4 separate regions of the Mus musculus genome follow, and regions 2, 3 and 4 are each linked to region 1. Evidence: chromatin loops called from intact Hi-C (ENCODE). Cell type or tissue: left cerebral cortex. All regions are shown on one strand.

The links. Hi-C counts contacts between places; a loop is a spot of excess contacts. Peaks named below come from ENCODE experiments on the same cell type or tissue, not always from the same donor. Only the 100,000 strongest peaks of a DNase experiment are listed, where the experiment ranks them.
Region 2: a loop joins it to region 1, with 2.3 times the contacts of the local background. A loop is called at or near these places in 2 of 42 quality-filtered maps.
Region 3: a loop joins it to region 1, with 3 times the contacts of the local background. A loop is called at or near these places in 3 of 42 quality-filtered maps.
Region 4: it touches region 1 in a loop (2.7-fold over the local background); 3 of 42 quality-filtered maps call a loop at or near these places.

The regions. Positions count from the first base shown.
Region 1 is chr12:13,859,332-13,867,331 of GRCm38, reverse strand. No RefSeq gene overlaps it. Among named protein-coding and RNA genes, the nearest start is that of Gm35890, 190 kb to the right of the region's middle. In left cerebral cortex, CTCF peaks have their summits at 3,587 and 6,045; DNase peaks (open chromatin) are centred at 5,104, 5,860, 6,319 and 7,054; H3K27ac peaks cover 1,213 bases.
Region 2 is chr12:13,804,901-13,812,900 of GRCm38, reverse strand. No RefSeq gene overlaps it. Among named protein-coding and RNA genes, the nearest start is that of Gm35890, 140 kb to the right of the region's middle. In left cerebral cortex, no CTCF peak of the experiment used is centred here; DNase peaks (open chromatin) are centred at 1,024, 2,565 and 3,423.
Region 3 is chr12:14,077,843-14,085,842 of GRCm38, reverse strand. No RefSeq gene overlaps it. Among named protein-coding and RNA genes, the nearest start is that of Lratd1, 70 kb to the left of the region's middle. In left cerebral cortex, no CTCF peak of the experiment used is centred here; DNase peaks (open chromatin) are centred at 2,846 and 4,380.
Region 4 is chr12:14,092,224-14,100,223 of GRCm38, reverse strand. No RefSeq gene overlaps it. Among named protein-coding and RNA genes, the nearest start is that of Lratd1, 56 kb to the left of the region's middle. In left cerebral cortex, no CTCF peak of the experiment used is centred here; a DNase peak (open chromatin) is centred at 3,064.

The DNA.
Region 1 (8,000 bases):
TTAGTTCTGTACCTCATTTTTAATTGGGTTGTTGGTGTCTAATTTCTTAAATTCTCTGTACATTTTGGATATTAGCCCTCTGTCAGATGTAGGGTTGGTGAAGATCATTTCCCAATCTGTGGGCTGCCATTTTGTCCTACTGGCAAATAAATCTCTTTGTCCTCTAAGATGTTTTTTGTCAAAAAAATTTTTTTAAATCACAGCAACAGAATAACTTAGAACTGATTTAAAACAGGTCTTCCAAGTGTCTTGTGTCTTCTACTATTTGTATAATAGAATACTTTTGGGTTTTCTAATTGAGATTATGAAAATCCCTTTGCAGGACAGACCGTAAGGAAGATGTATATATGATACCAACTTGACTGTTAATTTGTGAATTAGTATAAAAGCCAGAAGATGACTTCAGCTGCCATCACTCCAGTGCTGTCTACATTCTTTGGCTTTGTCCTTAAAATTTTTATTTAAAATGTGGTTTATATGCATATGTATGTATGTATGTATGTATGTATGTATGTGTGTGTGGGGAGTATGTGGTGCATGTGAGTATCAAACCCCTTGGAGTCCAGAGGCATCAGAGTTACTGCAGCTGGAGTTACAGCATGTGAGCCACCCACATGAGTGCTGAAAATTGAATTTAGGATTTCTGAAAGAATAGTGCATGCTTTTAGCCACCAAGCCATCCTGTAGCCCCTACATTATTTTTTGAGATAGGGTCTCTCATTGGCTTAGAACTAGCTATTTGGCAAAGCTCCAGATGCCCCTTATCTCTGCCTCTCCTGGGCTGGAATTCTAAGTATGAGCCAAAACACCTCTAGGAAATCAAACTCTGGTCTTCAAGGTTGAAGACAATGATTTTACCTATGGGGCTACTACCCCACCTCTGAACAATGAGTTTAAGAGGCATTTCACTGGGGAAACCACACACACACATACACACACACACACACACACACACACACACACACACACTGGGAGGGAGAGGGAACAGAGAGAGAGAGGCTATAAAATAATCATCTAATATGTGTATGCTCGATTACATGTATTCTAAGTATGTTAAAATCATTCCATGGTATCCTCTTAAATATCTAACTGCTTTGAGCAATTTATATGTTATACTCCTAATACAGTGTCCTTAAGAAATTCCAGGCATTTTGTCCTCAGGAAACCTTGTGTTTGTGGGTGCTAATACCTATCTTTTCTGACTCATTTCCCCTCATTTGAATAGACCATGAAAAGAAAGACTTATCCTTTATTCATACTTTCTAAAGATTTTGTATTTTGTTCTCTAGAGCCTAAAGAATCATTTTACAAAAGAGATAATGAAAGATTTTTAGCCAAGTAAGTTGAATGTATCATGATGTAAGACATAAATTTCCATATCTTGCACACAGCAAAAAAATTCTCTCTCAATACCAGCAAATGGCCTCAGAACAAAAACATATAATGCTTAGCATATGGCATATCTCCTAAGTTTTAGCTTTACTTAGCAATGTTAAGCACTTTTTGTTGCTAAGAGTATTACCTATGTATCATCTATAGGAACTTGAAAATTATTTTGCTGACATTAAAAACTTATTAATGGTAGTGATAATCATATTCTCTTAGAATAGCAGGCACAAAAATTAAAGTGTAAATTGCCTTAGACTTCAGCTTCAAAAATATCCATTGGTAAATGAAAGAGATTATTAGTAGCAAATCTTTTTTAGAATAAGAGGATTAGTACTACTAATTTCCAGAAAAATTATTTCCGTCTTGTATGCCATCTAGCTTCCTAAGAGATTTGAAGCTGAGGGAAAAGAGGAGTCTTAAAATAGCTGTATTAGCATAAATATACCACATCTGTATCTTTTGTCAATTGTCCACAGAAAGCAGAAGAGAGAAGTAAAACAGTAGAGTGGATTAGTGGACAAAACAGAGGACTGGGCATGGGGCACAGGAGTCCCTATTCTAAACTCAGATAAACCAGATGGAGAAAATATTCCTGAGAGTTGTTTTGATAGAAATCAAATATAGAGGTAAAAGGGAAACGACTAAGATAAAAAATGCTTTAAAGCAGGGTGAAGATCAGTAGCAGATCCTTGTCCTTGCCTGTAGAGCCCACTCCCTCTGTCCCCCACCGCCACATACCAGTGCTTTGAAATGGTTTTGTTTCTCTCCTTTTTTGCTAAAATTAAAGTAATTTGGTTAATAGAAGCATGTTTTAATTATCTATTTCCTTTCATTTAAAAGTAATATGAAATGCCTTGAGATAACTATTTTGTTGTAGGGAGAATAAATCATTCAAATTCAAAGACAAAGAATGCCCAAATATTGACAGTTGTTAAACAAACATTTTCGCCAAATGCTTTACCACCATAACTTTACTGAACTCTCAGAATTATCTATGAAATTTACAATGTCATTGTTACTTAATAAATAAGAAATTGAGTGTGGAAGAGCAAAGGAAGCTGTCCAAAAAGTCATGCCTGGTGAACATGTCAGACTAACCAGAGCCTGGAGCCCCATTCCCATGCCTACACCCCTCCCTTCATTCAGACGACAATTCTCACCTGGAATTCAGGTCTGGAGGGAAGCCAGAGAAAACCATGGCTACTCGATTTAACAAAACCTTGAGCTCTATCTACTTTTACTCAAATATCTATCTAAAATTATCATGGGAGCAAGAGTCAAATGTGTGGTATGAAAAGCACTGGACTCAGAACCAGGTAAGGTCAGCCCAAACACAGTCTCCAAGTTATAACTTCTGGGGAAATCACTTAACCATCATTACATTAAACCTACATTCTGCCCCTGTAGAATTGGACTGATATTTCCTTCCAGTGTCAGTATAAATTCAAGGAGTCTTTTAAAGTCCAACATCATATAATCAGCATTATGATCATTAGCACTCTAAAGGGGAGACAAAACTCACCTATGAAATCATTGCTTTCTTACAGTGGTTATTTTTGTTTGTTTCTTTGTTTTTTTTAATTATTGATCATTATTCTTCTTTTACTTGTTTTTACAATAGGTAAATTCTTTGTTTTCCTGCTCTCATGTTCTTAAAATCATGGAGCTGCATGGAACTTACATTCCTCCAGGCAGCTATCAGCCTTTCCCCTTTATTTATAAGCATTTTTTTCTCTTTTCCTTCAACAAACTTCTAAAGTTGTTATATATTTTTAACCTTTCTCAGAAAAACACATTCAGACATACACACCCCTTCTGCTATTGTTTGTTTTTATATTATTAATGCAAATATTTATCTAAACTATTTTTCTTAATAGTTTTTGTAATGTTTTTTCAGATGGCCAGTGATTCCAGTATAGGTTTGCTTGGTGTCTTACTTCTTTCAAAAACTATGTATTTCAGCCTATCACTTTTCCATGGGGTGTACACTTAGATGTCCTGTAAATACTGGAGGAAGTAGGACACTTTGTCTGCCATCTCTATGCTACTCATACTTTGCCTCCATAAACTGTTAACCCAGACTCTCTTGCTGAACCACATCCCATTGATATTGCTAATGGGAAGAAGTGGTAACAGGAAATCAAGAAAACACAAGAAATGAGATGTTCTAAACCCTGTCCCCCTCCTTGTGGCAGCTCCTGCAGTTGCAGGTGTCATTGTCTTCTCTAGAACATGCCTCTTCCTTGATTCCAACACAGCTACTTCTCCCAATACTTTTCTCACCTCTCCCCTTCAAGCTGGGTGTGTAAATTCTGGCTCAAAACTGCTAGTCTTTACAATATCCCTTAAATTTGTTTAAAAATCAGTAGATACTATTGACCTCTGTATCTATGGGCTCTATTGCCTTGGCTTCAAAAATCCCCAGGTTAAAATAATGTTCTAAAGTTGCCTTGTCAACTTTATATGCCCCAGTACAGGGGAATACCAGGGCCAAAAAGGGGGAGTGGGTGGGCAGGGGAGTGGGGGTGGGAGGATATGGGGGACTTTTGGTATAGCATTGGAAATGTAAATGAGTTAAATACCTAATAAAAAATGGAAAAAATAAATAAATAAATAAATAAATAATAAATTATAAAAAAAAAATAAAAATAAATAAATAAATAAATAAAGTTGCCTTGTCAGTGATGGAGAGTGTGGCATTAGAATGTGTCTCTACTATCCATGTTGCTTGTCTTATCACATTTCCATAACCAATACAGCATAACAACTAGCTATAACACAGTTATAACATTAAGTATTATATAGAAATGAGTTTAAGCATATAAGAAGATATGTGTAAGTACAATAAAAATATTAAACCAGAGCATCCTCAAGTTTGGTGTTTGGGGGAAGTCCTAGAATTAGTGATATAAAATTACTTAGAAGGTAGTTGTAGTTACTTTAATAAAGTGTTTATTTGGAGCACTTGAATGGAGGTCTATTTTCACTGGGACTGAGCTGTGTGACAAATTCCTTTTTCCATAAAGACTTTACTCATCTCAAAACTAATTTTCCCTTTTATCCAGCATCTAAAGATTACTTGGGAAAGTATGTCATGATTCCAAAATTTAAGACTATCTCATCTGTTATACTTAAGCTACCCTTAGCCTTGTGGGGACTAGAAAAATAAATCTTGGACATGCCTTACTCAAAACAAACAAACAAACAAAAAACAAAACAAACAAACAAACAAAAGAAAGTTTATGTTCCACAAACACAAGAAAGTAAACCAAGCAATAAGAGTATGTAGGATCCAGAAAACAGTGAATCCAACAGACAAAAAGTATGACTCTGATGGATAGAAGGTAAGTTCCCCCAATGCCAGAGATGAATCTAAAATGGAGCAGGAGTGCAGGCAACTGGAACAGGGCTGGGACCCATAGCTACTATGCTTGACTCCACTCAAACTTTAAGAATTAAGAATGGCTAACAGTCACTCCATAGCAAAGTAAGTGAAGGAAGAGTGGCATGATGAGCTCAAAGAAAAATTGAAAACTTGTATGAAAAAAAAAAGACACATAGAAAATTATATAGATCCTCTCTGAGCAGTGTTACATAAGACTAAAGAGATTAACAGTGAAGGTGGATTTAACACCAGCCTGGAATGTGTCACACTACGGCTAACAGAGGAGCAGGGCTGAGCACTATAGGCACAGAGAGGAGGCATGTGAGTGCTAAACCCTTTATTTCACACAAGAAATCCAATGTTCAAGCTGTCATTTAAAAGACAAAGCACGGTGTGGTGAGTATATTATATAGAAATATGGGAAGAAATACTAAAACAAGTATCCAATAGACTTGAAACAAGCCATTCTAGGAAGCAGTGTCTTAGGGCGTGGTGAAGGAGGGAAATGAAGAACTGTTGTGTGACTTTGGGGCTAGAAGCACTGTTTTGATTGTTATACTATGTAAATATTACTTTGGTAAGAAATTAGATGCTACAGAAAAGAAAACAAAAGCAAACAAGCAAATAAACAAAACCCCAAACCCCTCAACTCTCCTTTACCAGACAAACAAAAACAAAACAACACAGAGGTTCTAGAAAAAGTAGTTGTAGAAATCACTAATGGCGTAGTGTGGATGACAGGAATTGGCCTTCCCATCTCAATTGCAACAGTATAATGACTGGGGATTTCCCACACAGCTTTCCAGGACCTCTAAGGAGGGGGTTTGATCTGACCCTTAAAGGGGTTAGAAATCCTGCTTCCACTCAGCTAAGCCGCTGTGCTGGATGCTACTATCAATGCTCATTATATTCTCAATATCAACTTTTAAAATTTGATCATATAGTGCTTGAAATTAAAGAGCAGTTTTATTCTGTTTCTCATGGCAATATAATTTTTTCCTTAGTCATTCTCCTTCCTACACTCCTACACAGAACACATTTTCCTCAGCATTGTGGGGGCGGTTCACAGCATATATCTGGAAGCTCATCCCGAGCACAACAAACCAATTAGCTGCTAAGAAAAGCACCACAGAGTGCTCTTGCCATTTCTTTTGACTCAGATGTTGTATGTGAATCACAACTCATCACACAGGGGCTGTGTGACTGCGCATCAGGTCTGCAGCAGCTACAGCAGCCACTGCTTTCTTCCAGACCCCGCAGGGCCTCTGCCCGGATGTGGTGGTCCTCCAGACTGGCCCGACGGTCAGGAGAATCTTCAGACCATTGACAAGGTGGAGGACAGCATACCACAGTAAGCACCTGTCCTTCGCTGTACATGATGACACTGTGGACAGTGTATAAACATTTTACCTCAGAGGTCCTGCGTCTTTAGAAAACTTCACACAATACATGCACACAAAAATAAAAGGCTCAGAGATTTGCAAGCCCCTATTGGAAGCTTCTAGAAATTCAAGGATACACTTAGCAGCCTCTGTGGTAGTCAGAGGAATAGCTGGCTGGGGCCTTGGGAATCAAACACCATCAAATGCCTGGGTGTATCCTTTTTCCCATTATCCTCCACATGCAGAAATGGAGACCTCTGTGAAGGAAACTGCCCAGATGTTATTTTACTAGCAGTGACCCAGAATTGCTGTGCTCAGAACCTGGCTCCGGACAGCGCAGGGAGTCACAAAAGACCACTTGCTCTTAACCCGTCAGTTCAACAAACAAGAGTAAAAAAAGAAATGGGAATATATTTGATGCAAACATATTTGGAAGAGGGATAGAGAGGATCAGTGACACCCTCCCCCAACCCAACATCAATCTTTTGGTAATAAAATTTTAAGATTAGGTCCAAATAAAGAGTCAGGGTATTTATAACGAAGCAGTCTTTGTCAAGGTGCGGTCCCACCTATTATCCCAGCACAGTCTCTCCTACAAAGTGATATAACAAGTTGTCAGAGCTATGTGAAATCTCTTTTCCAGCAGATAGTTCCCCTTCAGGTTGATATGTTTTTTTTTTTTTTCTTCACTGCATGATACTCCTGGGAAACGATTGATTTGGGGGGTCCACTGTTCTGGTAGTCTGATAGTCAAGGCCAGTGGCACAAGTATATCACATGAATGTCTCCATTGCTGCCAGGGTGGCGAGCTTATGTCACCAGTGATGAAATGGAAACGGACGTCTGAATGCAAGCTCTTGTTTTCTCTGTTGCCTTTTCAGCCTCTCATACTTCCAGCCGCTTCCTACTTATGGAAACTAAAAATGGAGCCCATTCTGGAGAGTTATGGAGACGTTATCACGCTGCATTTTCCCCAGGGAAAGAAGTTTGATAAATTATTTAAATATCCACTTTTCTCCACTAAAATATACACTATGGTTTTTTTCTAAGTAAAATGTGGAAACACTTATTTTACCGAGCCATTTATATGCACCATCTTTCTTCTTAAGAGCATCTCTTCTCTCATATCCACTGCTTTGGAAACCCCGGGAGATGTAATGAGATATTGATTGCCCTCACTCTTGTCTCCACCCTAGTTTAATGATTCTACAACTTCAGAATAATTTTTGTTCAAGAGGCACAAATTCAGAAACAGCTACTACAATTTTTTAAGTTAGCATGTGACATTGGGCTCAAAATTACTTATAAGTATTTCAACACATCAGCTACTGGGTTTGTTTGTTTGCTTGCTTGTTTGCTTGCTTGCTTGCTTGCTTGGTTTTTATGTCTTCTACAAAAATGTTATAGAAAAAAAAAGAATGTTCCATTACTGTGGCTTGGGGACAATGGCTCAGTCAAAACCTTACTATGTGCAAGCATGAGAAGCTGAGTTCAAACCCCAAACCCCATATAAAACTCAGTATGTGGTGTTGTAATTCCAAGGTTGACCACTTGCCTACACACACACACACACACCAACACACACACACACACAATTGTTAGCCTCAAATGAGACTTCCAATACCCAAGATAGGTAAGCTACAATAAAATTGAAGTGTTTAAATTTTAGACTAGGGGCCTGAGGATATATCTCATTGGTAGAGTATCTATCAAGCACGTATAATGGGTTTCATCTCCCACACCACAAAATAAGAAATAAACATTGGCCCTTCCGGTCCCCACCAGCAATAGGGTAGCTTGTGCACGGAGTCTGCTCACACCTGCAAGCTACCCACAAGACCCTC
Region 2 (8,000 bases), 54 kb after region 1:
TGCCTTTCACTACTACTTGCAGAAAGTATACTAAGCATCCCAGGAGGCTCCTAAATCCTTTAAAGCACACAATATCTATTAGGTAGACTTTGTTTCATATCCTCATCTCACACTGTCCCATAATAAACAGAGGGCAGTCTCCAGGAGTCCTTGAAGGGTGGGGTATACCATTTACATGCACTCAGATAGAAGGCAGGGCTGTGCCTTGTCACCCCACTGCCATCATATCAATGCCATCATATCCAGGGGTTCTGATCAAGGCTGTTGAACTATGGCATTAAACCTTCTCTCTAGTTAACATGCATTGGTGGCTACTGTACGGTTACTTCTTATCTGTCAGATTTTCCTGGCTATTCCCAATTGCTTCATGGCTCATCTTTTCATATCTCTATTTTAAGAAGACATGAAAAGGCATTCTTCATAATACTTTAATAATTCACTCATTGCCTACTGTGTAAAACCTTTATTCAGTATTCCAAGATCACAGCTAAGAAAGGCAGAGCCAACACTTGGATAAAAAGCCCTGTGCTTCCAGGCTTCATGGATTTTGCTCCCTAAATGCATCCCCTGGTTCATGTATCCTCATCGACAATGTCCCAAGTGTGATTAGCCCTGTAATCTTGGCTCAAAGTACACAGTCCAAGGTGAACTTCTACAATGAGCCTCATAGAAACAGTAAACTCTCCCAATCTTGCAGGCATCTCATTGTAAGAAGGTAAGTGCAATTTCCTAAAAAATGGATTTTTAGAGATTTTTAAATTAACCCCAAGGTGTACAGAATGCCAAGAATCAATTCTAGAAATTATGTCAAAGACCTCAGCAATCCTCACAGCCTAGAAATCAACCTAAAATACTACAATGTACAGCCAGATGGTTAACTTTAGTATGCGGCAGGGGACTTAGAAGGCAACTGGTTCTATGTTTAAAGAAAAAGTCTGAAGAATTTTTGACTCAATAAATCTAGCCCACCATCAGTACACCCCCAGAGCATGAGGCAAGATCCTGTCCATTATGCCTGTGGTAACCAAGCAACAGCCCACAGGACCAGCATATAGGGAACTAAGTTTGCAATCTCCACTCCAGCTCCATTTTTTTCTGGTATCCACATTTTCCCTTCACATCTTCAGAGAGGGACTCCAAGGACAGCCATAAGAGATGGCTTGTGATCCATAAGATGCTACAGCCTAGAAGCTCTTGCTCATGCTGAAGGTTATCTGATGGTCTATCTAGCAGTCTCTGTTTATACATACTTAAAGGAGCTTCACAATAAAGTCATAAAGCCAACAAGAAACCAGGCCAAAGTAGATTTCATTTCTGCCTGAGTGCTCTTCAAAAGCCCACGGCCCTAATACTACCCTGAAAATACCTGCTGTCCTTATCTGGGAACCTACTCTGTTTTAAAAGGTTGTTCTTCAGCTCTTAACTGAATATAACACTCTATAAAAGTCTAATGTACTTCAGGAATGACCAACACTCTTACCTCTCATCTACTGCACTGTAATAAATAGGTACTGTACCTCAAACTCTTCCAGAGTTGGTTGAAGCTTCTTTTTATTTTACTATATCAAGCCTTACACAAAGCGTAAATATCTGTTATGTCCCAGGAATGTTTAGAATCACTGGATAGTCATCTGTGAACAAAGGGGACACAACATTTTTCTCTCCTGAAACATTGATTTCTTAGAGGAATGTGGAGGAAGGCCATGTTTGTCATCTAGGGATATCTCAAACCTCCATGAAGAACTGAGACAGGCAACAGTCAAATGAAAGTCAAAGGGAGCCTCACAGAGGCTGATAGATGGTTAGTTACTCTTTGTGGACAACCCATCCATATGTAGAATTTGCAAATGAGTTGAATTTGCACCGTTGCCCCTGAAGCCTCTCAGAGGAGGATGAGTCTCCTCTCGAGCTGCTCATTTTGACAGAGCATGTACCTGTGAACTTCTGCAGGCTTCAGCAATGCTTTGATTACTCCCACATGTGCTCCCAAGGAGAGCCAGGAGGATTTCTCAGAGTTCCTTGACACACACAACACACACACACACACACACACCATTCACACCACACTCACACACTCCTCATTGAAACGCAAAACATTCTAAGAAGCTTCACTATACCCTTCTCACCATCAGCCTTGGGCTTCCTTGCAGACATCCTTCCCACAAAGGAGGAAGGGAGAGCAGATGTATGGTTTGCAGATGGGCTTAGAAAAGCTTCCTGAAGCACAGAAGTCATAATGGCTTCTGTTTGACATCACTGTTTGACCACGGCGGGACATCACCCACTTCCCCAGAAGATGAAACTTAATTTGGATGCTTATTGTTATAGTGACAGATGATCTGATTGGTGTTGCTTTCTGCTGATTTTGCCTGGAAATTGGCCTCCTGTTTCAAACTAATTACCATTGTCTGACTCCGGATCTAGCATCTCTGTTCCCGTCAGTGTTTTTGTGTCTCCTAGTCTCTGCATTGTAGACTTACTTTTCAGTGTGCAAACATAAACTCCACAGCCACAGTGGGACAGACTCTGCTGGCTGGTAGATGAGCTTCAGTGCTTCTTTTCTGCACTTGGCAACTTTGCCATTTCTCCCAGGCTAACTGGGAGCCCATCCAGCAGCTTCTCAGATATTCCAAGCCATGAAACATTGAGCATCAAATTGGGACATGGTGGCTCAAGAAACTCTGTTTTCAATCTCTTATTTTACAATATAGACTCTGAGGTGAAAGCAGAGATGATTTGTTTACAAAAGTTTCTCTGATGTGATATTATAACTAAAGTCACGATGTTTTGGCTGCCTCGCTTAGTACCATGTTTACTAGTGTCAAGAGCTGCTGTTGATGTTATGGGACTCCAAGTCCCATCTGTGCAGTGCTGAAGGTCAACACACAGAGAAGCCAAGGACCAAAGAAAGGAATAGAGAACACAGCATAGCAAGGCCTGGCTCAGGCATAGAGTAAGGGCTCAACTGATGACAGCTGAGCCTGAATCTAAGGGGGGAAATGGTTCTTATGTATGCTGATGTTGCAATTAGAGATTTGATCCTGTGGTTTGCAACCCCAAGCAAACCTCATATTGAATTAGAAAAGCCTGGTTTTTGGCAGGGGGAGGAAGGTAGGGCCAGGAGAAGGGGGTGCTGTGATCAGGATGTACAGTCAATAAAGTGAATTAATGGGGCAAAAAAGTAAAACCAGGGGCCTCCCAATAGCTACCTTCTTGGATTGCTCCTCCAGCGAAGGAGCAAGAAGGTGACTGAGTCTCCTTATGGTTTTATTATGGTTAATGAGCAACATGCTCCCTCTTTACTCATTCTCAGCAGGAGTCCATTAGCATATTCACCCTCCAAACTTTGCAATGCATGCATAAGTTATCAACTGAACTGTTCTAAAGCAAAGCTCCCAGTCATGTTCCTAATCAGAGACTCTGAGTGACTCACTGAACGCTTCAGTATGAAGGGCCACCAGATAGGCTGGCAGCAAGCCTGACTACACAGGTTATCAGAGAGCTACTTATTTCCTCACTGCCGAGCGTGAGCAGAGCTAAAAGGGCCACTAACAATACAATTTCTCAGTATCTCTATATTAACACTAGACTTACTCCCAGAGGCTAGAAACATTAGAAAATAATGATTGCATGTATTGTGAAAGTAGCTATGGACCTTAATTTCTAAAAGCTACACGATTTCATTGCAGTGTCAAGCCATGGGATTCACTAAATCGCACAGTATTTACTATTGGAAAGAAAATATTCAGGTTCATCTGGATTTATTAATGCATCACCCCACCTAGCAATTACCATAGCTCCTGTACACAGTCAGTGTCTGAAACATCTTTACATAATTACTGATTAATAATCTCTATTCCAATTTACCATCTATAGCAACTGAAGTAAAAGTAGTGACCAGCCCAAACTCACATATGTCAGGGGTACATATATTGGAAGATAACCAATGGCTCATTATACCACTAATTAACTTGATGCCACCACTGTATAGAGGCCCTCCAGAGAGTCTGACAATTTTTTGTGACACTACTAGAGATGCACATACCCCTGGGTAGAGATTTAAAATGCATGAGGTTGTATGTAGAATAGCATAGCCTGTGAATGTAGGTAAAATACATGAAGTTGTAAAGTAAAACAGATAAAACATGAAAAATAAATAAATAAACGCTCTCACTAGTCATAGGCTAAAAAGCTTGTGCTACATTGATAACCCTAAAAGCTCATACTGTGTGACAAATAAAGAACTCTGGTCTTCTATGCGCAAGGAAAACTGGAGTCTCTGAGGTAACTAGGGCTTTCTCTCTTGCCTCAGGTGAGCATCACTTGGGGTGCTAAGATTCTGGAGAGATAATGGTCACCAAGCCAACCTGGAATAGTGCTTTCAAGGTCATTTGTCTCAAAAACCCAAAGAATGAAACCCATTCCACTACAAGATTATAGGTAGGGGCTTAAGAGAAATAAATAAAGCAAAGTTCCTACACATTAGGAGAGCACCCCACCAACAAACATGGGATGCTGCCAAGCTGTTAGTTTAGGGACTTTAAAGGACTTACGGTAGCAAGTGGGTTGGTGCATGGAGAAAAGAGGTAGTCAGTCTAGTTCATCCACCTACAGGATGCTCAGGTGCTTCCATTCGGGTCACATGCTTGACAGGAGTACTTAAAGGGAGAAGAGAAGGAGAGAGAGGGGGAGAGGGAGAGGGAGAGAGAGAGGGAGGGAGAGAGAGAGAGAGAGAGAGAGAGAGAGAGAGAGAGAGAGAGAGAGAGAGAGAGAGAAGTAAATGTGAGGAATCAGAGCTTCCAACTGACAGATACAAGACACAAGGACATATTCAGCTTTGGGTTAACAACCAGAATTAGAACCACTCATGTTCATGGTCTCTGCCCTAAAACTGCCTGGCCAGTTTCTATCTCCTGTCTCATCAGTTTAATACCACTGGAGTGACTATTACCAGTGGTCAGACCCTGCGCAGGACAGGTTACCCATCCTCAGCAGGCCAGCGATGCAAGCAAGTGAAAGGCAGAGGAAGATTTACTTGGTGTGAGAACATTGGAGAGAAGAACAAAGTTGATCTTCAGGACCCTAACTGAAGTTTAGCTTAAATAAAAGTCAACAATAATGGGTCCTGGTCAAGCTGTGGTGCTGCCTGGCATTATTGTTTCAGCTCCAGTGTCTCCTGCGAGCTATATGACAAGTTGTCAAAACTATGTGAAATCTCTTTCTGGGAGACAAACACGCCCTCTGACTGGCAGATGTGGAGATGGCTCATTGGTAAGAACACTTGCTGTACAAGTAAGAGAACTTCTTTGTTTTGGGTTTTATTGTTTGTTTTTTGTTTTTGTTTTGTTTTGTTGATTTTTTTGTTTGTTTGTTTGTTTTTTGGTTTTTCGAGACAGGGTTTCTCTGTGTAACCCTGGCTGTCCTGGAACTCACACAGTAGACCAGGATGGCCTGGAACTCAGAAATCCACCTGCCTCTGCCTCTGAAGTGCTGGGATTAAAGGTGTGCGCCATTAGTTCAAATCCCCACAAGCCTTGTAAAAGTGCAGCATGAATGTTCCCATGCTTTGATACCCCAATACTCTAAAGTGAGCAGATATTTACAGGACAAAAGGCCTGCTAGGCTTGTTGGCCAGCAGCCTAGTCTCAAAGCTAGAACATAAGAGGGATAGATCAGAACACTACAAGTTAACTACTGTCCTAATGAATACATAAACACACCTGTGGAATACAGTGCCTAATGGATGCCATTGACTTTATTAAACATGGATAATTTTACATGTTTGTCTCCATAAGACTTGAAAAGGAAGCTATTCATCCTTTCTCTGGCCCGGATTCCTACAGGCAGGAAAAGTCATTGTTTTTATTGGGGTGCTCTATATGAAAGAGGACTCACTGTCAAAATTCTTTATTTGCACTGCAAAGTCACTGTCTTGATTTCATGCTTAAAGTAATATCACTTTGCATCTATTCATGAATTCAAGTTTTTTCCTCAATTTAACTACATCAGAGAAGAAAGAATGTGAAGGAGACAGAAAAATGTGAAAGAAATATAGGTAGAATATGTTTCCAACTTGTCATTACAGCAAGGCAGAGATATCCAAGGGAGAAAAGTCACTCAGAGACCACAATGAACCATAACGCATCCTCCAGTCCTCTCCAGCTTTGAAAACCAGAGCCACACAGATGAAAAGATGCCTCAGTAAATAGTAACACTTGCTGGGAAAGCATAAATTAAAATTTTAGCTCAAATCACCTAGAACCTTATATAGGTGGAACAACAATATGAACTAACCAGTACCCACAGAGCTCATGTCTCTAGCTGCATATGTAGCAGAAGATGGCCTATTCGGCCATCATTGGGAAGAGAGGCCCCTTGGTCTAGCAAACTTTATATGCCCCAGTACAGGGGAATGCCAGGGCCAAGAATTGGGAGTGAATTGGTAGGGGAGCAGGGCGGGGGCGGGGGGGGTATAGGGGACTTTTGGGATAGCATTTGAAATGTAAATGAGGAAAATAACTATTAAAATTTTTTTAAAAAAAGGAAATATTTTAAAAAATGAAGAACCGGCTCATTCCCGTGCTGTGTCAGCAACTCTGTCCTGGTGGCCTGGTTGGCCATGCACTGGTGGGCAATGGCCGTCCTATTTTTATCTCTTGGAGACTCTGACTCAGAACTCCAAAATCTCTCCACCCAGCTTGATAGGTTCCCTCTGGTGGGTCATTACCAAGCCAACCCTGTGCTTCAAATCCCCCATTAACTCTGTGGTGTACCTCAGGCAAACCCACACTCTGCCACCATACCTTTCTCTCTTGAACCGCTGGATGTGCTGCTGTGTGTTAGAACACACAACACAACACAAACTTAGTTCAGAAATGATGGTAGCTCAATTGCTGGATGTAGCAACTAAAATCCTAACCTTGTAAGCCATATTAAATCTAATCCTCTGGTGGTGAATCCTGATAGAACCACCATTGAAACCAGGAGACACTCATAGCTACATCTTGTCCTTACACTATCCCATCCAAAAGGACCTCTCTCCTGCTTCCTCTCTTCCTCCATCCAACCCAGAAGTCCCTCCTACTCACCCAGTGATTGGCTCCTTTATTCATTAGGGGACTGGTTCACAAGATGTCACCTGAGAACATATGACTCACTCCTTGTCCCCCATCCCTTCCAGGAAAGTGGAATTAGCATCAAAATACAAACAGCACCAGGCCCAACCATAACAAAACCTATATAAACCTTAGCATGCATGTGTGCATACTTAAGCACCCCAACACTATCAAGGACAGATGTCTGCTAGGGGTGAGAATTACTAGGGCTTATTGGCTTCCAGCCTCCTCCAGGTCAGTAGGAGACCCTGTCTCGAGATAATAATGTAAGAGTGACAGATTAGGGCACTCAATGTTTTCCTTTGCTTTCTATTTGCACACAGGGTTATGGCTATGTGCATAGAAATAGGAGCACATCCACAAAGCACAGTCAAAATCAAAACGAACAACAAAAGCTGCCTTGAAGACGCCTAAGCCATGTTCTACCTTCCTATGTGCTCACTACCCCAGCTCCCACGGACTTGCTGGAGAAATCATATTTGTTAAGCATGCCTTGGGTCATCCTGGTGATTATTTCCTATAAAGCATGCCTAGGAAGCCAGCTTGAACTTGGCATCAGTTTGAGGACCTAAGTGTGATTAGCTCAGCAGTTCTTGACAGTCAAGTTCAAAGACCTGTGATCTTTTAGTTATCCAGCTCAGCAACCAGTGGATTTAAATTTTCCCCAAAGGTTAATGTTTCTTTGTTTCAAATATCAACTGTGATGTCTGCATTAGACAGGGAGAAAACTCCCTTTCATCAAAGCCTACCTCTATGCCAGATAGTATAGTCACTGCTTGATATTGTCACATATCATCCTCAAATCCAGGCAGTGAGGTAATTATAAATCTATGCAACCAAGGAAGTTAAGCCACTAAATAATGGACCTTAAAGTAGCAGGCAAGT
Region 3 (8,000 bases), 220 kb before region 1:
ATAGTTAATTTCTTTTTATGCAGTTGTTCTGCATTTCAAGAAGAGGGAAGACCTTGATAGAGGGTCAAAATCTGTAAATGCCATGTATGTTACACCCTTTCATAAATACCTGAGCCTAAGCAATCTGTTGTCAGGCATGTCTCTGGGGAACAATTATATCATATAGTTCCTTCTTAGGGAATATTTTCCTGATGTACACAGTACACACAGAGAGTTCTTATCTGTGGAGATAATCTACTGCTTTTATGCATGTGGTATACGGGTGAATCTGTGGGCTTATATTTTACATGTAGAAGCATTTTTTTTCTACCTCCTTTTCAATGAGAATAGCACACATTTTATATATATATATATAGTGTGTGTGTGTGTGTGTGTGTGTGTAACTTGAAAGGATTTCCCAAAGAGGTTATGAAAGTCTTATTCTTTAATTAGCATGGCTTATAATTTTTGAGTCGATGTCTGAGTCTATTCAAAATATATAAATTCTCTTTCATGTCCTCGTTTAGGATTTGGAGTGTGAAAAAGTTAATTACTAGATATTTCCCAGCGATATTTAGAAAAGAGTTTGTGGGATCAGATAGAAGTACAATAGGTAAGAGGTGAGCACCAGAAATAAAAACTGGATCTTGAGTCATGTGTTTGCTTGAGCCTGTTCTCATCCTGTGGAGTGTATGTTGTACTTTTGCTCTCATTTTAATAAATCTACACTTTCAGTACTAAAAGGAAAAAGTGAAAGAAGATATAGGGTAAGGAAAAGAAGGATGGAGAAGAAAATTGGCATGAGGAGAAAGAGGAGTGGAGTGAAGGGGAGAGGGGGAGGAAGGAGGGGAAGGAGAAGAGGAAAAGGAAAAAGAAGAGGAAGAGAAAAAGAAAGAAAAGGAAGGGCAGAGCCAGGACTCACACCAATGTTGGGAGTTCCTTGTGTGATGGAGGAAAACTCTTTCCTCATCCTTTTGTCCCTTCATGTCTGCTCCCCAAGGTGAGCTGACTATCTTTGGCCACCTGTTCCTACTACAACCGACATTATAGCCTGACTCAGATTTCTAGGCTGTCATGTTCTCTATGCTAGACTGAGTTTCTTCTCTACCCATAAAACTCAAAGCCAAACAACAAATTCAGATTGCTTTTTACCAAATTTCATCACTTCCTGGCTCAACAGTCATGATTTTATGTGGCTATGGACAGAGAATTTTCACAGAGCTCTCCCATAAGGCTAAGGAAGGAGAGAAGGAAAACTCTGAGAGGAAGACATGTTTTGAAATAAGAGGAGGGACCAGCCATGAAGAGTAAATGTGATCCTGAATGCTTGAAGCTTTTCAAGCATAGAAGAAGAGCTATTTTGGAGTGTAAAGAAGTTTGAGGTAGAGTCTGTGAATAGGCAAACAATTTCCTATGCTTCCAACCTACATGAGGCTCACCGCACCAACCAGCCTCCACAAAGAAGACACACATGTCACACACAGACTCAGCCCTTAGGCTTTGGGGATTGGAGAATAGTCAGGCACTTGTGGCCAACAATGGTGTCTTCATATCCACCAGGGTGGCAGAGACAGGAGTAAGGTATTTAATACACTCTGGCTTTGGCTATGTTGACATTTTTCACTGCATGAGATCCCTTGTGAGACTGTGAGAGATTTTTGAGTCAATAGAAATGAGCAGGGAAGACCAGAAATATGTGGATCCATTTTGAAGTAGAGTAGAAGGGCTAAAAAAAAAGTTTTAATTTAAGGAGTGAAATAAAAGTATCTTGGTCAAATCCAAAATCCATATGCAGTTACTGTAATGGCTAATATTGACTGTCACATGGATGAGCCTCAGACTCTCCCAGGAGATGGGTCTCTAAGCAAATCTGGGGGGGGGGGGAGAGATTTTAGGAAGCTAAATTGAGGTGGGAAGACCCCAGTACTCAGGGAGGAGACATTCATTGGGCTAGGATACAACAGGGCCATCTGGTGCTAGAAGCCACAGTTGTACAACAGTGTCACTTTAGAATTAATATTGAAGCAATCTGGAGAGTTGCTTGCAATAGAACTGTAATCTAATCATTAAAAAATTCCAGATGTATGTTTAAATCTGTGCATTTATTAGTATCAGGAAATCATTCCAGGAAAATGTATTGTTTGCCACAATAGTACCCTCAGCAAAGTACAAGGTTATTATATACACTAAGGTAATGCCTGTCTTACAACCTATTGGAATCTGCAGCTCTGATCTACCTAATAACTGTTTAAACACTCAAGTCATGATGCAGCTTAATGTATCTACTGCGAAGAGAAAGAACCCTTAATTGCATTTTGTTTTGCTTCTCCCAAACTGAAGAATTGGAAAAAGAACTCTAATGACTTCCTTTGAAAGACCTGATTTCCTTAAATTTAGGGATCATTTTGATATAAATTGACTTCATATGGCTACTAATGTTTGTTAAATACATTGGATTCTAGAAAGAAATGAAAAGAAATAGCCGAGAAGAAATTTCACAATGAGCTGCTGATAAGATACACAGGGCATTTCTGAGAGAATCTTTAGAGTTGGTGGAATTAAATTACTGCTCTGGGTATCTATTTTTTAAGGAAAATGTGTATTTGCCTAATCCAATTTCAACATAATTCATATCCCTGTAACACTCTGAGAACACTGGCATATGGTTACATGAGATATAAATTGAGAGTATGATTAAAAATCACTGGTGTTTCGATTTCAATTATATTTCACAAAATAGACTCTGGGGGAAAAATTGTACAAGCAGGACCACAGCCTACTGCAGGATGAGAGTACAGAAAAATCTTCCACACAGGCACCCACACTCACACCCACCTACCCTTTGTTGCGCTGACTAGGCAGTTTATTCCCTTAGCAAACTCCTGGCCCTGGCCACTGGGTAGCCAGCCAGCAATCCTTGGTTTGACTGGAAGCCAGAGTCCGAAGGTTCTCAGTAGCCATCTGTGAATGTATACACTGAACAAAAGAACAGTCCAGATTTCTAAAACTCTGGCATCAGATCTGGGATGGAGTCCCAACTATCACTGTTTAAGTTTGGTGGATAGGTTCATCCTTTTTGTTGTTGTTGTTGCTGTTTGTTTGTTTGTTTGTTTGTTACCATGACCTTGACAATGTTTCCAAACCATCTGAGAAACTGTGATTATCCTGACACAGAGTAGGTATAGATCATAATGATTTAAGTCAACACGATTTTTTTCTTAGAACTTAAATGAGACACCAACACCATTTGTTCATCTTTGAAGTATCAAGAAGGATTTTAGAAATGTATTTCATCATCAACCTTTATATGCAGAATTCAAAACAAAGAGTCAGGCTTCAATTTATCTGTGCCTCATCCCATTATTAACCCAGTGTAGGGATATTGCACTTCAGTGATATAAGAGGGGAAAGGTGAAAAGGAATCATTACAGATTTTAAGAGGAAAACTAAATTATTCTTCCTTAATCTTGACAGATGGGGATTACAGGCTCCTCATTTTACTTTAAGGACCTAACTAGGAGTTCATAAATCTCAGTTCCTTCTGTCGAGTTAAGAGCAGCCCCAGCCCTGCTTATCATGATTGTAATCTCTGTACAGCCTTGTACCTTTTTAAAACACTGGAGGAGGAAAAGGACCAAGTTATATTTCAACCTTGAGATGACATTTATTATTTATTTTTCATTCTGTTCCATGTAAAGGAAGAGGAGAACAGAGCAGAGTACCATGACACACCTTGAATTGCACATTGCCAGCACACACGAGTCCCTAATATTGGCCAATTCCCATGTATAAACAGTGAAAAATCAAGCAACCAGTATTTATGCCCTGAACAAAACTCATTGACTTTTCTTCCCCAGATGCTTACCCTTGTGTTTGTCTGTTCACATGACAGTGGTGGTGGTATGCATTAGTGTTTGTCTATATTCTATCTCAGCTTTCCAGATATAAGAATTTTATAGAATCACTGTCCTAGGCCATTTTATTCCATCACTACCAAAAGTCAATGACCCCCATTTTTCTGGTTTAGTCTCCATCAATGGTTCTCATCCTGTGTGCTGTGACTCTTCTGTGGTGGTTTGCATGACCCTTCCATAGGGATCACCTAAGACCATCAGAATATATATATATATATATATATATATATATATATATATATATATATATATATATATACTATGATTCATAATAGTAGCAAAATTGCAATTATGAAGGAGCAATGAAAATAATTTTATGGTTGGGGGTCCCCAAACATGAGGAACTATATTAAAGGGTCTCAGCATTAGGAAGGTTGAGAACCACTGTTTTACATTAACACCTAGAGTTGCTCAAGTCTATATTTATCCACTCATGGGTCCACCTCCTACCTACCTTTCTGGACTTTTTCATATGTGATTAGTCATTTCTTCCTCTGCACACCCACACTAGAGCACAGGCTGCTTTCTTTACCTGGTGCTTTTCTTTCTAGCTCTCCTCCCATCCTCCCCTATTTAATGCTATCCTTGTATCAAGCTCTGGAGTAAATCCTAAATTATATTCTCAGGAACAAAACTTTCTGTTCATTTCTCTCTTTCATCACGCATTTATACTGACATGTTTATCTTTATTCTAAACACTGAAGTACAATAAGAAGAGCAGACACTTGGAAGCCAGCAGCCATAGTCATGAACTTAGCTACAGAAGGTGGAGAAAGTCTCTAAACTATCTCTAAAACTTGGAATTTTTTAAACCTAAGAATGGAATGGCATTGCCTACCTCAAAGAAACATAAGAATCAAAATGAAAATCACATTAAACAAATCAAAGTATATGACATACTACAGACACTCAAAACTGACTGTCTTTATTACTACTCTTATCCCTGTACTGTGTGTTTATCACCTCTTACTAGAATACTAGACCTTGGAACTCAATCATCTTTTTAGTCCCTATTGCACAGAGCCTAGTGATTTTCATAGTTTATCACTCAGCAAATATTCATTAAATACATTTTCAGGCTACTCTTCTGAGACCCCCACTATCATGATGTATTGTTTGACACTGTTTGAAAGGTATCAGTCCCTACAATCAAGACACCAATCATGATAATTCACAAAATTTCTTTTTGATCAGACAGAGCAATTTTTATAAATTGTAATGTACTCTAAAACCGTCAACATTCTTTAGAAAAAGAAAGCTCTTCAAAAGAGATGTGAAGAGATGGGCATGTTCAAAGAGGATAGGATAGTATTTGAGAGAACTGTAAGGTTGAAGTTAGTGCTATGTGCCACAGAGGTTTATGTGTCACACACTGAGAGGCAGCAAGGAGTCCAGCTGAATAGCCATAGGGCTGGAGTGAAGATCAGCCACCAGCAATCCAGTACTCTGCTGACTAAGGAACAGTGGCAGATGGGAACCAGTGGTGAGTTCAGCATGAAGTCTCTGCAGGTGAAATTTAATATTTAATGGTCTGGGCCAAGAGAGCTCACAGGAATTATACCTGGACAACACGGAGAACATGAATTGGTTAACCAAACTATGTGGTAGGCAGAGTGGAGGTCTCAGAAAGCAAACCCACTTATTAATTGAAACTAGTTAGAATGTTAACTAATTGCCAGTTTCTACTGTTACATAAGCAAATTCATTCAAATTTACCTCCTCAAGCGAGGAGACAAAACAAATAGGTAACTTCTGTGATGAAATTCTTCATGGGATTGAGTATGGTGTGGTAAAGGACTTTAGCAGTGTAGGGATTATCAGCTGAGCCTTGGAGAGATAAGGGTCCTGAAGGACCTGTTTTATGGTAGATGGAAGAAGATGGCCTCACAGCAGGTGCAGAGATAGGGAACTATGTTAAGGGCAACCAGTAATTTAGCTGAATGAGGCAGACTCAGAAAGAGGTAAAGCTGAACTGATTGGTGGAGATAAGATCTGAAGGAACTGTTCTCTAAACAGAAATGTGGCTAGCTTTCTATCAGAAGATCATAAGAAACAATTAAGCATATTCATGCTTAAGAAAGATTGTAAAAAATTGTTTCCTATTCCATTCTGCTTTGTCAGTTAATAAAACAATAGATACTTAGAATACTCTTGAGTTCTTCAAGCATCCAGTGCAGTGGTAGGGATTAGGCATATTACAAAATTTATTTCTCAGGGGCCAGTAAGGTATGGGCTGGTCAGCTGAAGCCCAGCAAGAAAAAGAATAAGTAGAGCTGTGAATAACCCTCAAAGTAATAGGTAAGCAATCTGAATGTTTAACCTCTCCAAGTCCAATTTCTTATCTGTGCCATGCAGTTGGTCTTAAAGCTTTCCTCATATGATTATTAGGAATGTGTATAAAATGAAGCCACACACAGATAAAATGAAGCTCACAGTAAAGTCTTCACCAATGGCTCCCATTCGCATAGGAGAAGAGTACATTTGTAATGTTCCAAAAAGTTGTAGAGCTCTGAAATAGTATTGTATGGGACTATGTACCGGACGTGTTACAAAGTATATTTTCATATATTTTGGTGTATCACATGATCCTTGTATCAGGACCTTACTTTATAAGCTGGTATCATTTCTATATTTGTGATTCACCCCTTACAGATGCTAAAATCTGATAGAGCATTGGGTATTCAACTATTAAACTATCTTCTAGTTTCTTTGAAAAAACTAATTATATTTTAAATTAATATATCTGTGAGGATATATATTGTGTGGATGGGTATGTGCCATGGTAAAGTGCACGAGTGGAGTTCAGAAAACAACTTGCAGAAGTTAATTTTATCCTTACATAGTATGTGTCCCAAGGATTGAACTCATGACCGCTTGGTGGCACAAATGTCTATAATTCAACCTCTGTATAATTTAATATTCTCTTCTGAGTGCCTTGGGTGAAAGTGCATACATACACAAAGACATAACATATACATAAAACAATAAATCTTTAAACAAACAAACAAACAAAAATGAGGTTAAGATTGAAGAAAAATTATAATTCTAGTGGATGATATCTCAATCACTATTTTATCCTCTCATATTTACTTGTTTAACAACTTAGGCAAATTTTAGCCTCTATGGGCCAGTGACATCATTTACTTCTACTATCCTTGAGCACACCACAGCCCATATCTCCCAACCTTTACTGCAGTTAAGATCTGGCATGTGACTGGATTCATGGCAATGTCTGAGGAGAAGTGAAATATTCTGTGACTCTCAAAGAAGTAGTTGAATCTGAGAGATACCTGTTGGTAGTGAGTGTGTCATATGATTCAAAAGAACACTCCAACAAATGAACCCAAGTCAAAATTGAAAGGTAAATAAATGAATGAAAATCCTCAGTGATGTGGTGATCTTAAAGAGTTGGAAATATTCTATTTTTTCTGAAATAATATGTTAACTAATTACATCATGTACACCTTTTAAATTTTAATTTCTGGTGTCAAAATGGATCATATAATTCCAGTTTTATCATGGATGCTGTTGCCCAGGCGATCACTGTGACATCACATTTACCTGTAAGCTTGATACTTATGCCTCTGGGTTACTAGATAATAGTATCTATCAAGTGTTTCAGTGAGAAAAACCATAAATCACAACCTTAAGAAAAAGCACGTAGAAAACATTGTTATTCAAGCAGTTTCCACCAACAAATAGACAAGCCTTCTATAAGATGAACTTAATTTGGAAGAAAGTCTTAAAGTTGACAATGTATTAGTGTTTTTAATGAAATGTCAGTCTACTGATATTTTATGAAAAAAAATCAGCTACAAGTCTATCAAAAACTGACAGAAAACGTCACGTTGAGAATGAAGTGATTCTGGAATGATTTAACTAATCAACTTGATTTCATGTTACAAGTGGCATATCTATACAGTGATGTATATTATAAAATATGTGCTTAGCTTCCTCTTTAATACAACTGAACAAGGCTTACCACCAACAAGCATGCAGATGGGAAACAGAAGAAACATCAGAGAAAATACAAACTACCCCATGTTATTTACCAGCAGAGCTGGAGAACACTCAAGTGCCAGCACATTTAGGAGAGGTGCTGACATC
Region 4 (8,000 bases), 230 kb before region 1:
TTCCCTGCCTCCCAGCATCGTGTTTTCTTGAAGTTAAACATAGAATTTTCTCTATCATAAGTGTCTATTTATTTACACTGTTCAAGCAGGCTTTCAAATTTACTTTGAATGACTTGAATAACCTGAGAAATGTACTGCAAAATGAGAGACCATGAAGGTCCTTTTTTCTAAAAGCAGCTTGCTGAAACCAAAAAAAAAAAAAAAAAAAAAAAAAAAAGAAAAGAAAAGAAAAAGCACAATCTTTCTCTGAACATCAGATTGAGTCTTCTCTAATATTTTCAGGCCCAGGAGACTGTAGAGCTCTGTGTCAAGTGTGACAAACAGAGAGGGAAACAAGCTCCTCTCTGTTTATCATTTTCTCCTCCAATGACATGCTGTACCAGGTAGATACACACACAGCTTCCCATCACAAACTGTACTCAAAACCCAAGGACATGTTCTCTTCATCTTAACAAAATGCTATTTCACCTGTCCCCTATGTCTCTGTGTTTGGCTCAATTTCAATGGCTAGTCTCCAGTGCTCAGGAAGAGTGCATCTAAGATTTTCAAGTAGAGACTGATATTTGCTAATATAGACAGAATGCATCTTGAACTAAGGTGAGTTTGAAGCAAAGCTCAGCTAGAAACCAGCCATTTTACATTGTTCAAATTACCCATGGCCTGTAACATTCATTTTTACTATCTATGGTACAATTTTTAGGATGTAAAAACATCATTGTAATGAGTGTGACATATTATTGGGCATATAGTGTCTATGTAATAATCCACAGATCTTGTTGTTGCTTATCAGTGAGATGTTTAGATAACTAATCCACAGATTTCAGAATAATGCATCTGTGAGTTTGAATTCTAGATCTATTATTTATTTACAGTCCAACCACGATCGATGTAGAATTTCTAGGACTTGGTTTGTCTTTGAGGTTTGTCTTTGATGTGAAGAGTGCAAGCTTCATCCCACCAAATCATGCATTGGAGTTGCTACAGGACTCACACTCAGTAAATGAAATGTTCTCATTCTGCTATTCACAAACTCTCGTCCACAAGGAATTCCTGTGGAGAAAATGCACAGCAAAACCACAAAATACCAAATAAACACCAATAATTAAATTCCCAAATTCAACGGGCGGGTATTTGAATGGTACCACAACCAAGCCTCATAGACTTCCAGTTGAAGAACTAGAACAAGTCTAAGGCCCTTGTCTCATTAATGTATTTGAAAAATATTGCCTTATCTTCTCACACTTTATTTATTCATGACTGACTATTCATCAGTTTTGATGCTTTAGCCACATTCAGCAAAGTATACAGAGAGAGAGAGAGAGAGAGAGAGAGAGAGAGAAAGAGAGACAGACAGACAGACAGACAGACAGATAGACACACAGACACACAAAACACAGACACATATATTCATATATATATATAATATATGTACATATATTATATATATCTTGAATTGATCAATTCAATATATATTGAAAAATATAAATATAGATATATAAATAAATAAATTCAAGGTCCAGGTAGCTCCTGACTGGTAATAGCTATTTTCTCAGAAGCATTTAACCCTATTGTTTCTCTGGCTATAGTATTTGACACATGACTTCTGTCCTAAAGGATGCTTCATGGTAATCCACTAGCCATGGGAACACCAACAACCATAATCTAGATTTCACACGGGAAAACTAAAAAGAAAACTGCCAAAGACTAACATCATACTATCAAGTACATAACTTTGCATTTCTGTAGCTGCAAAAAAATAATTCAGGAAATGAGGACTTTTTCTTTAGTTCTGTTTCACAACTGTAAAAAGGAACTGTTGACTCTGCAAAGTCTATTTCCTCTTCCGGTTATTGGATGTGAGTCAATGCTCTATTTCCTGGTTGAATTGTTTGTCTCTTGTAAAAAGGAACTGTTGACTCTGCAAAGTCTATTTCCTCTTCCAGTTATTGTATATGAGTCAATGCTCTATTTCCTGGTTGAATTGTTTGTCTCTTGTAACTATGAAATATTGCCCTGTGAGAGGAAAAAAGAATGGGTCATGTGACTATCCCCTTAAAAGAATTTGGCTCAGATTGGTGACATTTTAATTGGACATACTAATGTTCTACGAGTCATGGTTCTGTTCTGAAGAATAAGGGAAAACAGAGAATGTATAACCCAGCAGTTGACGGAGCCTTTCTCATAATATAATGTTGGGAATCATAATCAATGACTTTCCATAGGAAAATCTCCCATCCAGTGTCTACCTCAGTTACTTTCAAAGTGCCATCGTTGATCTCTGTACTCACATCCCTTGTATTAGCTCTTACATTCTGGTTAGTTGGATTCTCTGAAATCAACTGGTTCTACTGAATGGCATGCCAGTTTTGGTGAACTGCATTACTTATGCTTTCTACTTGTCATGGTCATGGAAAAGTGTGACCTCACAATCACACAGTACATAAGCTTTAGCTTTTCTAAGTACCTATCATGCAGTGTCTACTTGGATGCATTTCAAAAATGAAACACAATAAACTCATTGCCTTTACCTAAAAATCATGCCCTCCAAATAAAAATATAATTGCTTATCACAGATTACATTGGATCTGGTCTGTCTGTTTTATTAAATTGCCTGTACTGTTGGATGCCATTCTACTGATACTTTTTAAATATTCAAAATTCGCTACTGTATAGAAATATTTTTCCTAAAAATTAATTTAGTTTGAAGCATTAGACTCTAATAACTTATAAAATAAAACAGACTATACTACTAGTTACATGTGTAATTTTCAGAAGCTGTAGAAAATCAGGCATCCCTGTAAGTAATATCTCACAATGACCTTGAAATGATTTTTGTGAAACTGACTATACTGCTCTAGATGCCTATTATCCTCCTAATTTCAAACATGGAAAAACCAAGACTAAAAAGCCAAGACATGTCTTCAAAGACCATTATTTTCCCACCCCCTTCTCTTTGTAGAACATCTGAAAATTTGGAGCTCTTTCAGTTTGGGGCTTTTTCTGTATTTGTTGTTAGAATGTGAATCAAGCATTTTGACAATCCCTGTTTATGAAAAATGACTCATAGTTTTCAGCAAAAGTGCCAAGCTCAACTGTGCACAGCACAGTATTTGGAAGAGAAAGTTAAATTTATCCTCTACATGAAGAAATGTAGAAAGAAAAGAACAAATACCAACCCTGCTGTCCAGCATCCTGCATGAATGACTTGGTGGTCTGTGCTTAGCCAAAAAGGCAGCCAGAAAACAAACAAACAAACAAACAAACAAACAACAACAACAAAACGAGATAATAAAAGAAAAGGACTTTTAGATGTTAAATACAGTCTAACGAGCTGAAGTCATTTAAATTATCTATGAAGAAAACAGACAAAAGAAAAAGACACCTTTGTTAAAGGTTACAGGTTACAATATTCAAGTGGCCTATTCTACAGACCTATGCCTTGAATTATATGCTGAATCCTATGAAATGCTTTTCAATGAGCTTGGAAGTGGAGGTTTATTGTGTGATTTTAATCAGTTCATAGTGGAGCCTTCTAAAAGAACCCAGGCAGAGTCATGAGGACAGAGGAAAAGCAAAGGCTAGGTCCTGGCAGTCTCTTCTCCCAGTTTCTCTGAAGAATGACTCCCCTGACTTTAGTTTTCCTGTTTCAAATCCTTCTGTGGAGAGGTGGTTGATATAATAAGGGTGTAAGCCAGAAGAGAAGGGTACCTGTCTCACCAGCTGTCATCTAACTTCACACCCTCCTACCACACGTTCTCACTTGTAGTTTTGACACCCTGCCCATCTTTACAGTTGCTTTGTTGTGTGTCCAGAGGGGCTTCCTGGAGGTCAGCCTTGCATTTTCACTAGCCAGTCTTTAGGAGAAATAATTTTCTACATGGTAAGCGTTATAGAATATCTTCGATGGTCAAATGGGGGAATGCCAGCTTAAAAGCACCCCACTGCAAAGAGTTCCTCTACACCAAGGGTGATGGCGAGGGCTTGAAGATAGCCTCTCATGACAGTCAGTAACTCTGAGAAGTACCCTTGGCAGATTACTACTCAATTCAAAATATTCCACCCTAGACTGGCTAGATGGCAAACAGCTTGCAGAACTGCATTTGATCCCTGGAGCCAACATCAAGGTGGAAAGAAAGAGCAGATTCCACCATCTTGTACTCTAATGTCTGCACTCATGCTATAGTACACATGTCCCCACATATACACATACCACACACTGCAACGATAATAGAATTTAAGAATTCCATTTCATCATCTGAGTCCTAGGAGAACTCCATAGAGAATGTAACTAGATTGCATTTTACAGATAAGAAGGCAATGGATTTTTTGTTTTGTTTTGTTTAGTTAATTTGTTGTTATTTGTTTTTGCTCTCTCTACTCACACTATAGTTCCTGTCTATTAAAGAGAGGTCACCTTGTATTTCTATAATATAATATAACTCATCAAATAAAGCCTCTGCTCCTATGCAGTTAAGCAGTACTTTTTTCTCATTCCTATGCAGTTAAGCAGTACTTTTTCTCATTCTGTCCAAGGGTTTTCTAAACTGAACTGGACTGTTAGATTGATGAGGGAAAGGATAACGCCTGAGGCAGAAGCTTATGTTCTAGAACATACAGGGTTAAGCTACGTGGTCTGAGGCCAGAGCCATGACTGGGAACTCGGAACCTTGGACTAAGTCACAGGTTTACTTGTCACCATAGCTAAGACACTCTCAGAACTCTGTCCAAAGCTATGGCATCATAGAGATCAGATGTAGTGATAGATGTAACATGTTTTGTAAATGTCCCTACACATACCAGGAGATAAAAATCATCAAAAAGAGGGCCTATAACATCAGAGGCTTTGAAGTCTTAGACTTTATTGATCTCCACAAGAGCCAGCATAAAATAGACCAGATAAATTTTTGAATAAATGATCAAATGCACAATAACATGTATATCAACTGGTGAGAGATGCCTGAAAAAACAAGACTTGGGCCAGCAGGTGGGAATATTCTCTTTTATAATATCTCGCCTACATAGCGAGTATCACCATGTGCAGAGCAGCTGCCTGGAGTTCTATGAGACAACCAAACCATCTATACTCAGTGATTAGGAGAGATGGGATTTAAACCCAGGTTAATACAGTTTTAACTCTAACTTACTCTCTGTCATTCACTAAACATGTGGAGCAAGTAACTGCAGATTCATATGACCAACCAGATCCTTATACAGTGTCTCCTGCATTTTCTTATTACAGGCTTTAGAGTTAGAATTGAACAGTTCTTAGACTCCCCGTGAATACTTTCTGGTTTTTGTTTTTTGTTTTTTCCTAAAAACCCTGTACCTTTTGTCATACATTTAGCAGCTGCTATGATTCTCTGTGAGGTCATCCAACAACTTACATTATTTATTAAATGCACCAAACACGTCTTGGTTGGGCCTTACCATTTTACCTGCCTTCATTTCGGATCATTTAAAATCCAAATATATAATTGAGCCATGAATAACTCTTTTCTCAGTATTTTAGCTCCAGTATTCACTTTTACTCCTTTATCACTCATGACCACTGTTACACCCTTCAATCTTCCATGGTCAATGTCATACTTCTTTCAAAGTTTCTACTGTAAGCCATTCAGTCTCTGTCTATATATCTTCACCCTGTACTTTCTTTAACTGTATGATTTAATGTTTGGCTTTATCTATATATGTGAATTTAAACATGAAAATAAATATATGCTTCTGCATTCTTTGTATCTGGGGTTTTCTGCTTAACAGCTTCTTTCTTTGTGACTATCTTCACAAAGTTTTCTCCATTCTCCTTTGAAGCCATTATCATTAAACTTTCCTGTGGACACAGCAGTTATCAATACCTTCATATTGCTGAACTCAAGGATCAGTTCTCTGTTTGGGAGTTTGACATAATTGAGGACCTTCTCCTTTATTTTAGACCGCTAATAACTCTTCCAAATTCAAGCCTTATTGAGTCTCTGGACAATATATAATATAATCAGTATCATCTATCTATCTATCTATCTATCTATCTATCTATCTATCTATCTATCTATCTATCTCAATATCATCTATTTATGATATTGATTATATTGAATATACTGATATATATTGAATATATTCTCAATATATTAAATATAATATCAACATTGAAATATATGAATTGTTTAGATGAAAACAACTCTAAACTATGTAAACACTTTGTCTACTGATGGTGGCACTATTTCTGGAGCCTGTGGAATCTTGGGAGATAAGTCTATTTGAAAAGACTGGATCTCTAGTGTTGGGCTTAAACTTTATGGACTATCCCTGCGTCTTGTCCCTTTTTTGCTGTTTGGTCAGCAAAAAGTAGGCAACCTCCTCTTTCTGACATCACAATTGCAAGTTGCCACTACCACTCTGCCTGTTCCAACAAGATGGACTATTCATTCAAGTTATGAGCCAAAAGATAGTTTCCTTACCTTAAACTCTTTCTTGCCAGATGTTGCTTTACCGAGTGGTTCTGAACCTTCTGTGAACTTTTAATGTACTTTCTCATGTCGTGGTGACCCCCACCCATAAAATTGTTTTCATTGTAACTTCACAACTATAATTTTGCCACTGTTATGAATCATAATGTAAATGTCTCTGTTTTCTGATGGTCTTAGGCAACTCCTGTGAAAGAGTCATTTGACCCCAAATGGGTCATAGGTCACAGGTTAAAACTGTTGTTTTACAGTATAAGAAAGTAAAAGATATTGTAGTTACATGATCTTCTAACTCCTTGTCCCAGTCTTTCTGAATGTCCTACCAGCCTGATTTCTAAATGCTGAGGTGTTGCAGGCAGTACTGCTCTTGCTCCTCTGTTTCCAATCTACCAACATACCTGGGGCACCTCATCCAGACTTATGGCTTTTTGAGTAACATTTTTTTCCTATATCCTGGCTACTCTTAATTATACACCTCCCAGCAGATTTCTCTTTTGAGTTCAGGATTCATAGATCAAGCTGCTGTCTCCATTTGCTTATCTAATTATCCTCCTAAAACCATTGTGTTCAGTAAAGTGGAGTCATTCAGTTTTCTTTATGAACCTGCCATCCACCATGGCTTTCTAGTTAAAGCTGGTGGTCTCTCTAGTCACTCACTGCTCAGCCTGGCTCGATTTTCTCTCTGTCTCTATGTCTAATTCATCAAAAACTCATGGAAGCTTCCTGAAAAGTATAGCCCAATTCTACTACCCTTTAATTTTCCACAGCTGTATGTAGTCTACATACTATAGTCTTCTTTTACCAAAATTTCTATGATAGCTTCCCAAATTTTTCCCCAGCCTTGCACCCAGGACTCATTTTACACTCAACCTAGCAGACAGACTTTAATAATCATTACCAAAACATTGACATGATTGGGTTTCTCTAAACCCCAGAATCTCTAAATTTGTTCTTCATAGTTCCTATAAAAGGTCTTAAAGTTGTATCAGAGAAACAGTCTTGCCAACAAACATGGAATACCGGTCATGAGGGAAACAAGAACACGCTATTTAGAGGACTGGATTTTCTGACCTGACAAACTGAGTCCCTTCTGTTTGACAATGAATCAAATTTTGATCTAAATGCTCTACTATTGTCCCTTTTCAGCAACAGAACTTTGTCTAAACATTGCCTTTGGAAAACATACAAGCTAATTACTGTCTGCTGATCATAAATGCTTTGGAAGCCATGAGCCCATGACAATACTACCTTTGGTTTTTCCCATGTTCTTCAGCTTAACAGTGGAAACAGCCTTGATGTTCCGAGTTGAGAAGCAAGAAACGATACTACTGTGTTTTCCTTATTGTTCATGCATGTCTTTTCCTTCAGAAAAGTTGTCCTGCACTCAAGGTGGTCACTCTCTTCTTGCTTGCTCTCTCTATCTCACCACTACTCACTGACAGCACAAGAACTGTAGAGTATACACCCATGAAGAGGGGGAGAGAAAATGGAGTGGTGACTTCCTCTCTCCTGATGATTTTTTTTTTTTTTTTTTTTTTTTTA